Regions from separate parts of the Homo sapiens genome. Here region 2 is linked to region 1. Evidence: read pairs that join two places in POLR2A ChIA-PET (ENCODE). Cell type or tissue: PC-3. All regions are shown on one strand. Each heading gives the region's core, and the rest is flanking DNA. Links, peaks and the distances in the headings are about the cores only. Region 1 has its middle 100 kb from the start of ERVFC1. Region 2 has its middle 240 kb from the start of ERVFC1.

Region 1 (8,343 bases), core at 315-8,314:
ATTTTAGAGGTCAGGAAGACAAAGATTAACCAAGTAAGAAAAGCCAGTGAGATAGAAGGAAAACCAAGAGCATGGTATTTATGAAACCATGTAAAGAAAAAGTTTCGAGTGTCTGATCATGTGAGCCAAATGTTGCTAAGTCTAGTGAAATGAGAATTCAGAAATGATCTTTGGGTAGAACCAGCTGTATAATTTGCTGGGTCCAGTGAAAAAATGAAAATGTGGGACTCTTTGTTCAAAAGTTATTAAGAATTTCAGGATGGCAACAACAGAGCATTAACCCAAGCATAAGGCTCTTGTACGTATAGGGCCCTATATGACTGTGTAGGTTACATGAACACCATGAAACTGGCCCTGCCTTTGGGCCTTACAACCTGGGGGCCACTGATGACAATTACAAGAACAGTTTTGGTAGAATTATCTGAGTAAATGGCTAATTGATTTTTAGTGTTAAATCAAGTTTAGCCTAAATCGGCCTCCTGACATATTCTAAGTTTGGCCTAAAGGTTTCATTGTACATAGCATACTGTAATTTAAATGGAGATGTAAATAGATTATAACCTACTCTTGTGCCAATCTCTGAGATTTGGCCAATCAAAGGGGGGCAACTGTTCAAACTGTGTTCAAATAAGGCAAATGCCAGGCTATAACCAATCTGGCTGTTTGTGTACCACACTTCCGTTTTCTGTACGTCACTTTCCTTTTACTGTCTAAAAATCTTCTTCCACTATGTGGCTACCCAGGAGTTTCTCTCTGCCTACTCTGGCTCAGGAGGCTGTCCAATTCATGAACGATTCTTTGCTCAATTAAACTCTGTTAAATTTAACTTGGCTAAAGATCTTCTTTTAACACTGGAAAGAATCGAAAGAGAAGTATAGGTACAAACATAGATAACTGTCTTGATGTTCTTTTTTTTTTCTTAAAAAATTTTGACCTTTTAGCAAGATAAAATGGGATGGTGGCTGGAGTGAGTGTTAAGCTCAAGGGAATGTTTGCTTAAGATGAGAGAAGGACAGAATATTTGTATGCTGCCTAGAATGGCCCATTAGAGGGAGAAATTTTGATTATGCAGAGTAGTAGGATGATTACAAGAGCGATGTCCTTGATAAGGTGATGAGATGGGATTCAGAACACATGTGAAGCAACAGACAGGTCTTTCCTTTTAACAGGAGGAAAGGCAGAATGTATAGTAGAGGATGCAGGGAAGTTAGTAGACTTGGAGGTGAAATTGTGATGTAGTTCTCTTCTGATTGCTTCTGTTTTCTCAGAAAATAAGAAGCAAGACCATGAGTTGAGACCAAGGAGGAGTAAGGGAGGTTGTGTTGGAGATTTGCAGAATAAGGAGAAGGTGTCTTTTGTTTACTGTTGTACAACTTATATTAGCATGGTATCTGGTACATATTAGTCACAGCTACAGGAGCCCTCCAACTCTGTTCTTTCTACTCTCAGGATATCTCTTGACCCTGTTCCTTTCTTCACATTCTCAAACTACCCACACTGTTTTACGTCTGCATGATTCCTTGCTTAACTGGTTTTCCACCTTTAGTTTTTCTTTCCTCCAAATTATCCCCCACTGTGGTATTAATATGCCTGTATTCCTCAATCAAAGAATGTTGGGTGAATAAATCAATAAACAAATAAATGGTTACACAAACATCAACATTTGACAATTACAAACAAGATGAATTTTTTTTTTTTTTTTTTTTTTTTTTACAGAGGAAAGCTAAACATAAGGCGAAATGTGTGGATCTCAAGCTTGGGTTTAGAGAACTCCTACGGATAAAGGTCATATACCTTGTCAAACGTAGAGAGAGAGGAGAAAAAGAGAGAGAAAGAGAAAATAAAAAGTAAAATTATATCACTCTTGGCTTTATGTCAGAGTAACTTTTGTCTCTCAAAAAATAAAAGAAAATGATAAAAATAAGTCAACAGTTATGTTGCTTGTCTGAAAATAACCAGAAGTTTTTAAGACTTTTAAAAAGTGTTTGTTATTGTTTTCTAATAGCAAATCAAATACATGCTCATTGAAGAACATTTGAAACAAACAGAAAAGTGTAAAAGACAAAATACAACTGCTGCCCAGACATTGTTAACATCACCATTCATTTTTCTGGTCGTATATTTTAAATTGACTTCATACTCTTCTTACAGTGTATTCTGCTATTTTTAGTCATTTATAAGCATTCTCACTGTTATTAAATATTCTTCTAAAATATTCATTATAATGGCTGCAGTAGATTCTATCATGTAGGTGTACCATAATGTAAGCATTTCTTTATTGTTGATCATTTATGTTTAGCTTTTCTTTTTGAGTAAGCTAAAACTATCATGAGACTGAAGTATGATCATGATCATTATCTTTCCATTTTGATGAGTTCAGAGGAGTGAGATCCAGCAGGCAATTATCAGCTTCTCTCCCCTTCCTTGATCTTTGTCACATCACTTTATATTCTCTATCTAAACTAAAGTTTATACCCTTCTTTCTAAAGAATAATTCCAGGGAAGCAGTCCACATTTTAAAAAACATCTGAGCTCTAGAGCAGACACATTTTTGCTACTGTCTTTTTTTTTTTTTTTTTTTTTTAAATCCTTTAAGATAACACAGCAGGGACAAAACACTTAAAAGAAACATACTGCTATAAAAGCTACACAATCTCTCTTAGATAACGCTGCTAGACCTCTTTTGAAATTGGACTCTACTTGTAGTTTACATTTTGTTATAGCTGAATTTATTAAGATCCCATGAAGATGGAAGTAGTGTGGGGAGCTGAGAGTAGATGCCTCCTACTTTGTCTCTATTCCTATTTGCAGGTGACTTGGAAATTCCCAAATTACAGAGAATAAAAAAACTTTGTAATTCAGAGTTTGTGAAATTCCCAGAACACCTGTTTTAAAGGCATGCTGCTCTGTTGATGAATCACCCAAGCTTTATAAAATGATTCATCATTAATCATTACAAAAAATAAGCTTAACAATTCATAAGCTCAAAATAATGCTATATTATTAGCTTCATATTTATTAAAACCACATTACTTTGACTACATTTGGAAACAAAGGAACTTCTAAAAGTTTACTCCAAAAAATGACAGAACTTTTCATTCCTTCAATGTTCTATTTAGCCATATCCATCAAAATGACATTTTTTAGCAGAGGAAAAACTTGGTAAATTACTTTTTTTTCCTAAAAGGGGAATAGTATTTCTAGGTCTTTGGTCTATGTTTCTGCATAGATCATTGAATAGAAAAAAAACACAGTTTTTTTCTCTTACTATACTTTCAAAACTCAACACAGAACACTTCTGTGAACAAATATGTGGGTGCCTCTCCCACAGCAAGCAATTCTCTGACACTAGCTAGGTATCCCACAATTCAAGCTGACACTGACCAGAGTTAGTGCAGACCTCACAGGTTAAGGGTTCAGTCCCATAAGACTTCCCTCACCCAACTTCAGAAACCAATGACAGGTAGTAAGTTTTCAAGTTACCTACAACTTCTGTCTGACTTGGTAAAAATCAGAGGTTTGCATGACCCCATTTTCAGGTTCCATTTGCAAGAGCAGTTCACAGACTCCAGGAAAAGAGTTTACTTACTGTTACTTATTTATTACAAAGGATATTGTAAAGAATGTAAATGGAAAGCCAGATGAAGAGATACATAGGGCAAGGTTCAGAGAGATCTTGAGCACAGGAGCTTCTGTCTCTGTAGAGTTGGGGTGCAGCCACCCTCCCAGCATGCTAATGTGTCCTTGCTCACCAACCTGGAAGCTCTCCAGAACCGCATACTTTTGGAATTTTTATGGAGGCTTTGTCATGTAGGTATGAACAATTACTAACTCAATTTCTAGCCCCTCTTCCCTCCCTCTCTGGAGAAGGGGCTGGGAGTGGGGTTGAAAGTTCCAAGCTCCTAATCATGCCTTGGTCTTTCTGGTGACCAGCCCCCATGCAGGAGCCCACCAAGACACCTCATTAGAATAAAAGATGCTCCTGTCACCTGGGAAATTACAAGAGTTTTAGAAGCTTTATGCCAGGAACCAGGGACAAAGACTAATATATTATTATTTCACAAGCACATACTTACCTCTACACAAAACTATGTGTTGTTATACTTAAAGTGTGAGAGTCTGGGCTCTGGAAATTTCCTGTCACTTGGCTATGTTTCCAAGTATTTGAAGTCTCCATTTCTAAGTCACGGATGAGAAAACTGAGGCCAGGATGGTTCACTAGTAAGATCAGGGTCACATCTGTGCTCAAACAAAGCTTTAAGGAGAACTAACAACCCCTGGGTTTCCAATCTATTGCTGAACCAGTGAGTGAATCTGTCTGTGTTTTCTAGGCACAGTTTAGTTCAGCTCTGCTTTTCCACACCTGCCTGGGGCTTTTCCTAATCAGCGTCAGACCAGGAGCCTTAATTGTGATGTCTGTAGACCGGTCTCTGTCTTTCCTTATGTGCCTTAAAAGCATGTATATACAGGGGAAGCTTATACTGGGAGTGGATGAATACAGGGGACTCTATATGCTTTGGAACCACATTGGAGAAGCTCTACTGGGGCAAATCACTTAACCTATTTGAGCCTTTATTGCCTCATATTTAAAATGGGATTGTCTTAGTTCCTATGTTTGAGGATTTTATAGTATTTAATGAGTTCACTTAACACCATGCTTGGCACAAAAAAGGCACTCTATATTTACTCTAGAAAAATAGCATACTACTGTGCTGGCAAAGCATTAGATTGTGGATCCATCTTTTTTTTTTTTCTTTTGTTCTGTGAATGAAGCTATGAAGCTTGCTCTGGTGTTTTCTATCATACACATGGATGAAGCACTTAGTTCCAGAATTAACATGATAAGAGTAAGACTCCTGATGTGGTTTGGCTGTGTCCCCACCCAAATATCATCTTGAATTGTAGTTCCTATAATCCCCAGGTGCCACGGGAGGGACCCAGTGGGAGGTAATTTAATCATGAGGGCGCTTACCCTCATGCTGTTCTTGTGATAGTGGTGAGTTCTCATGACATCTGATGGTTTTATAAGGGGCTTTTCCCCCTTTTGCTCGGCACTTCTCCTTGTTGCCATCATGTGAAGAAGGACGTGTTTGCTTCCCTTTCTGCCATGACTGTATATTTCTGGAGGCCTCCCCAGCCATGTGGAACTGTGAGTCAATTAAACCTCTTTTCTTCATAGAAGCCTGAGAACAGACTAATGGAGTAAATTGGTACCACAGAGAGTGGGGTGCCACTAAAAGGATACCGGAAAATGTGGAAGTGACTTTGGAATTGGGTAACAGGCAGAGGTTGGAACAATTTGGAGGGCTCAGAAGAAGACAGGGAAATGTGGGAAAGTTTGGAACTTCCTAGAGACTTGTTGAATAGCTTTGACCAAGATGCTGATAGTGATATGGACAATGAAGTCCAGGCTAAGGTGATCTCAGATGAAGATGAGGGACTTGTTGGGAACTGGAGTAAAGGTCACTCTTACTATGCAAAGAGACTGGCAGCATTTTGCCCCTGCCCTAGAGATCTGTGGAACTTTGAACTTGAGAGAGATGATTTAGGGTATTTGACAGAAGAAATTTCTAAGCAGCAAAGTGTTCAAGAGGAAGCAGAGCATAAAAGTTTGGAAAATTTGCAGCCTGATGATGTGATAGAAAAGAAATACTCATTTTCTGGGGAGAAATTCAAGCCTGCTGTGTAAATTTGCATAAGTAATGAGGAGCCAAATGTTATTCACCAAGATAATGGGGCAAACCATCTCCAGGGGATGTCAGAGACCTTCATAGCAGCCCCTCCTATCATAGGCCTGGAGCACTAGGAGGGAAAAATGGTTTCCTGGGCTGGGCCCAGGGCGCCCCCTGCTGTATGCAGCCTCATAGCATGGTGCTCTGTGTCCCAGTTGCTTCGGCTCCAGCTGTGGCTAAAAGGGGCCAACGTACAGCTCAGGCATTTGCTTCAGAGGGTGCAAGCTCCAAGCCTTGGTGGTTTCCATTTGGTGTTGAGCCTGTGGGTGCACAGAAGTCAAGAATAGAGGTTTGAGAACCTCTGCCTAGATTTCAGAGGATGTATGGAAATGCCTGGATGTCCAGCCAAAAGTTTGCTGCAGGGGTGGAGCCTTCATGGAGAACCTCTGCTAAGGCAGTGCAGAAGGGAAATGTGGGGTTGGAGCCCCCACACAGAGTCCCTACTGGGACACTGCATAGTGGAGCTGTGAGAAGAGGGCCATTGTCTTCCAGACCCCAGAATGGTAGATCCACTGACACCTTGCACTGTGCATCTGGAAAAGCCACAGACACTCAATGCCAGCCCATGAAAGCAGCCAGGGAGCAGGGGAGCTGTACCCTGCAAAGCCACAGGGGCAGAGCTGCCCAAGGCTGTGGGAGCCCATCTCTTGCATCAGCATGACCTGGATGTGAGACATGGAGTAAAAGGACATAATTTTGAAACTTTAAGTTTTAATCACTGCCCTATTGGATGTCGGACTTGCATGGGGCCTATAGCCCCTTTGTTTTGCCCAATTTCTCTCATTTGGAATGGGTGTATTTACCCAATGTCTGTAACCCCATTGTATCTAGGACATAACTAACTTGCTTTTGATTTTACAGGCTCATAGGTGGAAGGGACTTGCCTTGTCTTAGATTAAGCCTTTGGACTTGGACTTTTGAGTTAATGCTGGAATGAGTTAAGACTTTGGGGGACTGTTGGAAGGGCATGACTGTGTTTTGAAATATGAGGACATGAGATTTTGGAGGGGCCAGGGGTAGAATGATGTGGTTTGGCTGTGTCCCCACCCAAATCTCATATTGCATTATAGTTCCCATAATCCCCATGTGTCATGGGAGGGACACTGTGGAAGGCAATTTAATCATGGGAGCAGTTACCTTCATGCTATTCTCATGATAGTGAGTGAGTTCTCATGAGATCTGATGGTTTTATAAGGGACTTTCCCCCCTTTTGCTTGGCACTTCTCCTTGCTGCTGCCATGTGAAGAAGAACGTGTTTGTGTCCCTTTCTGCCATAACTGTAAGTTTCCTGATTTTAAGTTTCCCAGCCATGCTGAACTGTGAGTCAATTAAACTTCTTTCCTTTATAAATAACCCAGTCCTGGATATGTCTTTATTAGCAGCATGAGAATGGACTAATGCAACTCCCAAATGCAGTTATTTGTCCAGGACCTTAAATAATGTTGCAATTTTCAAAAACTACTTCAAAGTTACCTTGGAAAAAAATAGTAATGGGCAGAGCTTCCTTCTCATGCTTCCATTTCATTAAGCATGAAAATAGAAATATAAGAAGTGCTAAGAGAAATTACCTGCCCATTTTATTGAAGGTTTCCCTCCCCCAGGATGGCATCTAATTGCTTCTTGAATAGTTCTAGTGAGTTGCTTTTAAAAATGTGTCTTTTTGTTTCTAAAAGCATTTTCCATATCTATGACTTGGAAGGATATGAGGTTACATCAAATTTATACTTGCTCTTTGGCTTAAAATACATGCTTTGTATACAACAGACTAACATACATTGGAGCAAATAACAGGTCCCAAATCAGAAAGAACTCAAGCACTTTATCACTACACCTTGTTGTTAGCTGCCTTGGACCCTGGGTAATTTCTCTTAAGGGAGAAAACGTTGGAGCTGCAAGACATAGGATTAATTACTTTAACCTACTTCTATTTACGAATGTACAATTCCTGTGGATCAGTCTCAAGCTCACTGCTTCTGAATAACAAAACAGCATAATTTAGGCTCACCCACTAAGGTCCTGTCCTCATTACTGCAAACTAGACCCAGAACAATCTCTTTCCTAATGATGGCCCTTTTCTGGCCATTTTGGCATTATTTCAAGATCATATTAAGACAGTTTTTCAGTAACTACCAAAAGACAATTATTATTTCAAAAATTAGAGCAATAAGAGCATATCAAACTCTTCAAAGGAAAGAAACCCTAGAATATATAGCTACTGAAGATATAAATTAGTGAGTACATGAAAGTGACAAGGAAAACAATTCTCCAGCCAAGAAGAAAATGAGTTGACTCTCATCTTATGTGACATGTGTTTTCACTCCTTTTGCCTGAACAATAGCCAGCATCAGCAGAATCCAGATTTTATTGTGACCACTGGAAAATGCTTCTTTCCCTGAAAAGTATGGGAAAGATATGTAAGGAAACGGAATTTAAGAAAAAGTGTAATGGGAAAGTGGGGTGGGAGAATTTGAAGTCCCAAGGCTCTACCAAATAAAGAAGCCTTCTCAACCCTAAACTGTCAAGTGGTAGGTTTGGCAGCAAGTCCCCACTCTGTAGGACCTTTTGCTGAAGTCCCAAGTTCCATCAGGAGTAAATAATTTCTTTTGGTTGG
Region 2 (8,343 bases), core at 207-8,206, 340 kb after region 1:
GGCATCATCAACCAAATTGTCAGCTAAGTTCTCATTGCAGAATCTTTATTACTGGCAATGATGAAAGAGGCAGAAAGAACACAGCTTGAATCTCAGATCTCTGGATGAAAATTCAGACCAGGTATTGAAAATATTCTTTTACCTTATAAATGAAGCAAATGTCGATATATCTGTGATTAATTGAAATTAGAAAACCCTGTAATGTCATAGTTTACTTACTTTTTCAGCCTGAAATCCAACTGTGACTACTGATCCTAGTTCCTGTTCTGTCATCATAGCGCCAACTTTCTTAACAAAAGGAACAATAGAATCAAACTAGATAACATGGTTTGAAATAGAAAAAGTCAGCATCTTCCCCCAAATCAGTAAAGTCTGTAATGCTGATCAAAGATAGAGAATAAATGATGTAGCAATGAGTGTGGGAATCAAAGGACTATCACCAATTGAAGGCATTTATTGGTAATTAAGATGAAGGAGCATGGGTTGATTGGAATTTATTATAAAATGTTCATGGCAGCAGGATTGCTGTGAACTAACATCATCAATATTAGAGCTATTGCTATGTCTCTATCATAAGGTAGTGACAGATAATTAATAAACCCAATTAACTATGAAATTATGTCTGCTTAGGTTTTTGCATATGGCTTGACTATATTTTAAAGTAATCAAAGTGATTTTCAACTGATAAAAATACACCACAAGACATCTCTTCTTACTGAAAGATCCATTTTCAGTCAATTTGAGCGTAAAAGTTCTTCAGAAGATGGAATAAATCTATAGACTGGTTTGGAGATTCTTACCCTTGTTTCATTCTCCTCACCAGCCTACACAGAGAGATTGGAAGAAAGCAGACAGACCTTTGTGAACATGACAGCTTATTGCTATCATTACGTGCTTTCTGTTTTCTGAAAAAAAATTTGTGAAAGTAAAAGAAAATATATATGTCTTTTCTGTCACTGAGCTTTTAATCACAGAAGTCAAATATATGGCACAGAAGAGTTGAAACATTAACTGGAACAATTTTGATAAATGCAATTGGATTAAATTGTACACAATATAAGGTAGAGATGTGGATGTCATGGTATGAGAAAGAACAAGGAAGAGGCCATATACATTGAAAGTACCTCGACATAAATATGTGGACAATTATTTCTTCTTTGATTTTCTTTTTCTTATCCCTCGAAACCTTTCTCTTTTAATGTGGAAATTTTTGTCTATCTCTGTGTTTCAAGAGCAGCAGGAGGTAGAACAGTATGAGAGATATGTGGAAGGGTCATTGCATGAAAAAAAAAGCCAATCTGAGCATGGAACACCTACTGGGGTCAAAGAGAATAATGGGATGTAATTAAACGGCTTCCTAGGGAGATGAAGCAAGAAGAGCAACCCACCCAAAGATACTTTTCCTCATGTTTGATAATATAGAACCTCTGCACATATAAAAGTAAATGCTGTTGGTTTATAGAAAGATCTATATATGTGTAAACATTTTGATCCACTTTCAGAATGGCCACTGATTTTCATCTATGGTGGTTTCATTAGCATTCCATTTTAGATATACTACTTTTTAGCTTAGAGAGTATACATGTTTGCCTGTGACAAAATCCAATTCCCAACCCCCAAATGAATAAACAAACAAACAAAATAATCCATAAAAAATCAACGTGAAGAAGAATACTCTCCAAAGCCTGCAAACTAAGTCATTGTCTTTTATTTATTAGCATAATGAAAAAAATTCTCAGTCGCTTATGGAAGTACAAGAATAAAAATCAGAAAAATCATGTGAGTAATTACACATAGAAGGAATTCAAATCCGTGCTGTGTTGGAGCTAGCAATGGCTTGTAAAAGCCAATTGTTAAATTTTCAGTAATTTTGCAAGCTGGTTGACATCATGTTGGTAGCTGAAATCAGTCATGGTGAGATGGAAATTGGCAAATGCTACAAATCAGAACTTTCTTTGCTACCTGAGAAAGCCAATTTTTAAACATTTATTTGTGTATCACCAGATTCAATCAAATCAATGCAATTTTTTTTTTTTTTTTTGCAAATCTCTTCAGCTAGTTTTCCCCTAGGTTAATAGCATGACATAGAATGGTGCTTTTCAAATCTCTCTCTTTTTTAACACAAGGAAAGTTTTCCAAGCAAAATCTTACATGGAAACTTATATAACCAATAAAGACAGATATGCTCTTATTGAAGTAAATAGGGGAAGAGTCATTCCCTGGCGTCCCTCCGTCCTATAAGCTACCAACCAAATGATCCTCTGAAACCCCACCTGGACTCTGGAAGCCATATTTATAACAATTGATAAAAAGGAAAGAACAAAAGCTGGAAAACAAAGACACAAGGAATTATGGTCCCAGTTTTGACTATAAGCAACCACTTCAGACCTTGATTTCTTTTTTGTAAAGTGAAGAGTTTAGACAAAGGACATTAGAACTCTCCAAGCTATAAAACTTTGTGTTTCTCTAATTTAAAGATTCATGAGTGTTCCGTGAAAATAATTTTTAAAATTTGACTTAAAATTAAAGATAAATTCTACTTCAGGTCAGCACTCTCATATTTTTTCCTCTAACTTCTAGGGAAATTATTTTTGCATTTAAATTAATTTGCAATTGCCACATACTTGCAGCTAGACTCACAAAAGTGATAATCTTGCCAATGCCTATACAAAGCTGCTAACATTTTTACCAACAAATATTCTCATTATATTGGTGTAGACCTAGCCAAACAAGACAAATAATCCTTCTTCACATCCATATTTGCTCTATGCAGTGCTGGCAGCACCAATCTTGGTTGTTTACTGACTTCTTTTTATGCATTACCATACACTAAATTCTCCTACTTCTACACCCTGTCCTTGATGATACTCTCTTCAGAGGCAATATGAGTCATATTAGTAAAAGAAGAGCTGAACGGTTCTGGAGTGGGTTTCCATTGCTAGAGTATTTGGAGGTGGTGAAAACAAAATCTGCAAAGTAAGATAAGTTTGCCTCAGCAGAAGCAATTCTGAAAGCCGAAACAGGTATGTTATATGTGGGTATGTAAATGCATAGGTATATGTATGTATTGATAGGCTCATAATTTCCCAAAAGAACTATTTCAAAATAAAGCAATAATATGTCTACCCATCTTTCAACTATCTAGGCATAGATTAATAAGTATGTGGACCAACTAAAATAAAAATATATAACAGCATATTTATAAAAATTATTACTATAAATCAATTAAAACAGCTACATGTAAGGATCTATTGTTCAGAACTAGAAAGTAACTGTTAGGGTCTTGGCAGGTGCTATGGTCTGAATGTTTGCAACCTTCAAAATTAATATATTGAAATTCTAATCCACAAGGTGATAGTATTACATGGCGGGGCCTCTGGGAGGTTATTAGATCATGAGGGCAGAGCTCTCATGATTGAGATTAGTGCCCTTAAAAAAAAGACTGCCGGCTGGGTGCGGTGGCTCACACCTGTAATCCCAGCACTTTGGGAGGCCAAGGCTGGTGGATCACCTGAGGTCAGGAGTTCAAGACCATTGAGACCAGCCTGACCAACATGGTGAAACCCTGTCTCTACTAAAAATACAAAAAAAATTATTTGGGTGTGGTGGCGGGCACCTGTAATCCCAGCTACTCAGGAGGCTGAGGCAGGAGAATGGCTTGAACCCAGGAGGCAGAGGTTGCAGTGAGCCAAGATCACGCCATTGTACTCCAGCCTGGGTGACACAGCAAGACTCTGTCTCAAAAAAAAAAAAAAAAAAAAAAGACTGCCAAGGGCTAGGTAGCCCCTTCCACCTTGTGAGGACAGAGTAGGAAGATTCCATTATGAGAAAGCAGGTCTTTACCTGACATTGAAACTGCTGGTGACTTGACCTTGGATTTTTTAGCTTCCAGAACCCTGAGAAAAAAACTTCTGTTGTTTTTAAGCCTCCAAGTTTGTGGGACTTTGTTATAGTAGCCCACATAGACTAAGAAAGCAGTAATAATAGTACACTTATAGAAGGTGTTTGAAGAGATTTTAAATAAAAAGGCTATTTTTAAATGTCTGGGCAGCATTAAGGGAAAGCAACAAAAAGCGGTGAAGCACTCAGGGCTAATGACAGAGAGCAGCTTTTATCAACCCATGGCCTAACTGGATAGGAGAAGGGAAATATTACCAGATCCTGGAGAGGTAATCATTCCCTGGCCTCCCTCCATCCTATAAGCTACCAACCAAATGATCCTCTGAAACCCCAACTGGACTCTGGAAGCCATATTTATAACAACTGATAAAAAGGAAAGAACAAAAGCTACAATAAGAGAAGGCCATCTGCTGCGAGCTGTAATATTTGGAAGAGGGGTGTAGCTGCCAGTTAACTCTTTGGGAGGAAGTTATTATAATAAATACCCTGACCTCTTTCTCCTCTGACCCTCTAATCCCTTATTGGTGCCTCCCATTGGCTAAAACCAACCAAAACCAAGAAAGCCTGTTGACCCACACATAAAGCCAACTTCCTGGGGCACAGAAAAAGGTGAAAATGGTAGAGAGAGGAATAGGCAAGGAAAATTGAGAATATCCACCACAGTAACCAATAGCTTCTACTTTTGGTCTACTGGAATGTAACAATACCCTTTCATCTTTATTAATTAATTCATTAATCCAATCTATATTTAGCACTTACTCTATACCAGACACTGTTCACAGTTTTAATTTTACAGCAGTGAACAAAATAAAGATTTTGTCCTCAGGAAAAAAAAGAGACAAGAAAAAATAAGTAAATAGTCAAAACAAGTTCAGATAATGTTAATACTAAAAAATAAAATGAAGAAGCATGATAGAATTATCACAGTGGGGGTATGGAGCTTCTCCAGGTAATGTGGGTAAGAAAGGCCTATTGGAGGAGGTGATAATTGAACTATGATATCATGATGAGAAGACATGAAGTATGCTCATAACTGAGGAAAGAGAATTCTAGACAAAGGGAACAGTGACTTTAAGGGCCATGAAGCAGGAACAAGGTTTTCATATTAGAAGAAGAAAAAGAGAGTAAGCCTGGTTAGAATACAGACAACTTAGTAGAACACAGAGAACTTAGTAGAACACAGAGAACTTAAATGAGTCTGGAGTATAGGGGAAAGGCATCATGAGGGATGTTTCCATTATGTATGGCTGCACATGTAGCTACTACAAACATAATAGCTTAATATAACAATTTATTATTCTTCAGGTGTTCATGAGCCAGGAATTTGGGCAGACCCTGGTTCAATAATTTTTCTGCTCTGTATGGTGTTAGCTGAAGACATTTGATAGTGTTCATCTGGTGGCTGGACTGGGCTGGATTGTCAAAGAAGGCTCTAGAATCCCTGGTGTATAGGTGCTTCTCTTCATGGCCTCTATCTATTCCCATGACTACTTTCAGCTTCCTCAGAGCATGGTGGTCTCAGGGTAGTCAGACTTACATGGAAGTTGGCTTCCTCTCAGGAAGAAGCAGAATCTGCTAGACCTCTTGTGATCTAAGTTTGAAAGTCCCAGAACGTTACTTCTGTTGCATCTTATCAGTCAAAACAATTTACAGGGCGAACTCAATTTCAAGCAGAGGGAAATAGACTCTAGCTCTTGATTGATTGTTGCAATCTTTGGAAACCAGCTATCATAAAGTCTCTTGTAGGCCATAGTAATGGTTTGGATTATAATCCAAGTACGGTGAAAAGCCATAGGAAGTTTTAATCAAGGGAGCAATATTATTTTATTTAGCCTTTAAAAGTAACACTCTGGCATCTGTGGAGAATGGACCCTAGTGTTGCAAGAGTACAATTTGAAAGAGCAGTTAGGAGTCTCCTGTGGCAGACAACAAGAAAAATTATGATGGCTTTTACCAGGATAGTGTTGGTAGATGTAGTGAAATATGGATAGATTTGGAATATATTTGAGAAGTAGAGCTAAGAAGACTTGCTGATGGATTTAATGTGTGAAGTGAGAGAAAAAGAAGACTTGGAGGGACTCTGAAGACTCCAAGTTTTTTATCTGAAAGCAGAGATCATGGTGCCATCCAGAGAAATGAGGAAGTTTGGGGAAAAGGTGGAGGGAAGGAGAGCAAATTAAAGGTTTTCTTTTGCCAACTGTAGAGCTGAGTGGTAGACATACTGAGTTATTTAAAAGGTCTCCTACTGTCCCTACCAACAACTACTGTATTAGTCCGTTCTCACACTGCTATGAGGAAATACCTGAGACTGTGTTAATTTATAAAGTAAATGGGTTTAGTTGACTCACAGTTCTGTATGGTTGGGGAAGCCTCAGGAAACTTACAATCATGGTGGAATGGGAAGCAAACACCTTCTTCTACACATGGCAGCAGGAAAGAGAAATGCCAAGCAAAGGGGGAAAAGCCCCTTCTAAAACTTGATCTTGTGAGAACTCACTCACTATCAAAAGAACAGCATGGGGTAACCACCTCCATGGTTCAATTACCTCCCACCAGCTCCCCGCCTTGACTCGTGGGGATTATGGGAACTACAATTCAAGATGAAATTTGGGTGGGAACACAGCCAAACAATATAATTCCACCCCTTACCCCTCCAAAATCTCATGCCCTCACATTTCAAAATACAATCATGCCTTTCCAACAGTCTCCCAAAGTCTTAACTCATTCCAGCATGACACTTGGGGATTATGATCATTCATAGATGACCAATTCAAGATGAGATTTGGGTGGGGACACAGCCAAACCATATCAATCACATAGAAATAGTTTTAATAATTTATGCTTAGCACTTACTCTATGTCAGGCACTGTTATCAGAGCTGTACCTATGTTAACAGTTTAAAGCTCACACCAACCCTGTGAGAAAGGTACTATTAGCATTTGTGTTTTACAGATGGGAAAACCTGAGCTATAGAAAGATTAACTAACTTGCCCCAAATCAGACAATTATTGATAGGTGGATCTGGGATTTGAACGAAAGTGGTTTGGGTCTGAAGACCATTGTTGGAACCATTACACTATACTACCTCTCCAAATGATACAAAACACTGAAGTGTTTCATACAAAGGCAAGCTAAAAAGTATGGGAATGTGCAAGAAACAAAAGAAGCTCAGTCCAGACTGATGAATAAAACCTGTAGCTCATTTTTGTTGGTGCATGTTTGGGACCTCAGGGTTGCTCAGGCATCAAACATTACAGGCTTTTGCCAGCCAGCCTTGTAGTTACTTTGGTGATACTGTTTCCTCAAAAACACTGTAGGCATTTGATCAATTTATTTCTCACTATATTAACTCATAAAGAGATTGTCTTTACCTAGATCTTTAAGAGCAGCTTTATTGAGATATAATTCACATAAGATAAATTCACTTAAATTGAATATTATCAAAATGAAAATCTTTTTTGATACAATTCATACAACCAAGAAAGTAAAAATAAAATCTATGGAATGGGTGAAAATTTTTGCAAATCATATATCTGATAAGGCAGTGGTCCCCAACCTTTTTGGCACCAGGGACTGGTTTCATGCAAGACAATTTTTCCACAAATGGTTGGGGGTGGTGGTGGGGTGGGGACCAGATGGTTCCGGGATGAAACTGTTTCACCTCAGATCATCAGGCATTAGGGTCTCATAAGGAGTGCACAACCTAGATCCCTCACATATGCAGTTCACAATAGTGTTCATGCTCCTGTGAGAATCTAATGCCACCGCTGATCTCACAGGATGCAGAGCTCAGGTGGTAATGCTTGCTCACCCACTGCTCACCTCCTGCTGTGTGGTCAAGTTCCTAACAGGCCATGGACCGGTACCAGTCTGCACCCGGGGTTTGGGGACACATGTGATAAGAAACCTGTATCCAGAATATATAAGAAACTCTTTCAACTCAATAATAAAAAGACAAGTAACCGAATTTAAAATGGGCAAAGAATTTGAATAGACATTTCTCCAGAGAAGATGTTTATTTTTCACTTCTCACTCATTCTTTCTGGTGTCTTATCTAAGAAGGTGGGTCTATGATCCACTTAGAGTTGATTTTTGCGCATAGAGTAAGCATGGAGTACAACTTCATTCTTGTGCATGTGGATATACAATTGTCCCAACATCATTTTACCAAAAATACTATTCCTTTCCCCTGAAATTGCTCTAGCACCTTTGTTAAAAATCAACTGACCATAAACATGTGGATTGATTTCTGGACCCTCAATTCTGTTCCTTTAATCTATTGGTCTATCTTTAAGTCAGTCCCATATTGTCTCCGTTACAGTAGCTTTGTAGTAGTTTTGAAATCAAGAAGTATGAATCCTCCAACCTGAATTTTTTTTTTTTGGTCAAGACTGCTTTGACTATTCTGCATCTCTTGCATTTCCACATGAATTTTAGGATAAA

The links. ChIA-PET counts read pairs that join two places held together with the same protein. Peaks named below come from ENCODE experiments on the same cell type or tissue, not always from the same donor. Only the 100,000 strongest peaks of a DNase experiment are listed, where the experiment ranks them.
Region 2: POLR2A ChIA-PET joins it to region 1 with 5 read pairs; 2 of 35 experiments call an interaction of 5 or more read pairs at or near these places.

Annotation. Positions count from the first base shown.
Region 1 is chrX:97,737,349-97,745,691 of GRCh38, forward strand. No RefSeq gene overlaps it. Among named protein-coding and RNA genes, the nearest start is that of ERVFC1, 100 kb to the right of the region's middle. In PC-3, for the core only: no CTCF peak of the experiment used is centred there; DNase peaks (open chromatin) are centred at 2,873 and 3,773; H3K4me3 peaks cover 714 bases; H3K27ac peaks cover 2,313 bases.
Region 2 is chrX:98,079,820-98,088,162 of GRCh38, forward strand. No RefSeq gene overlaps it. Among named protein-coding and RNA genes, the nearest start is that of ERVFC1, 240 kb to the left of the region's middle. In PC-3, for the core only: no CTCF peak of the experiment used is centred there; no DNase peak of the experiment used is centred there.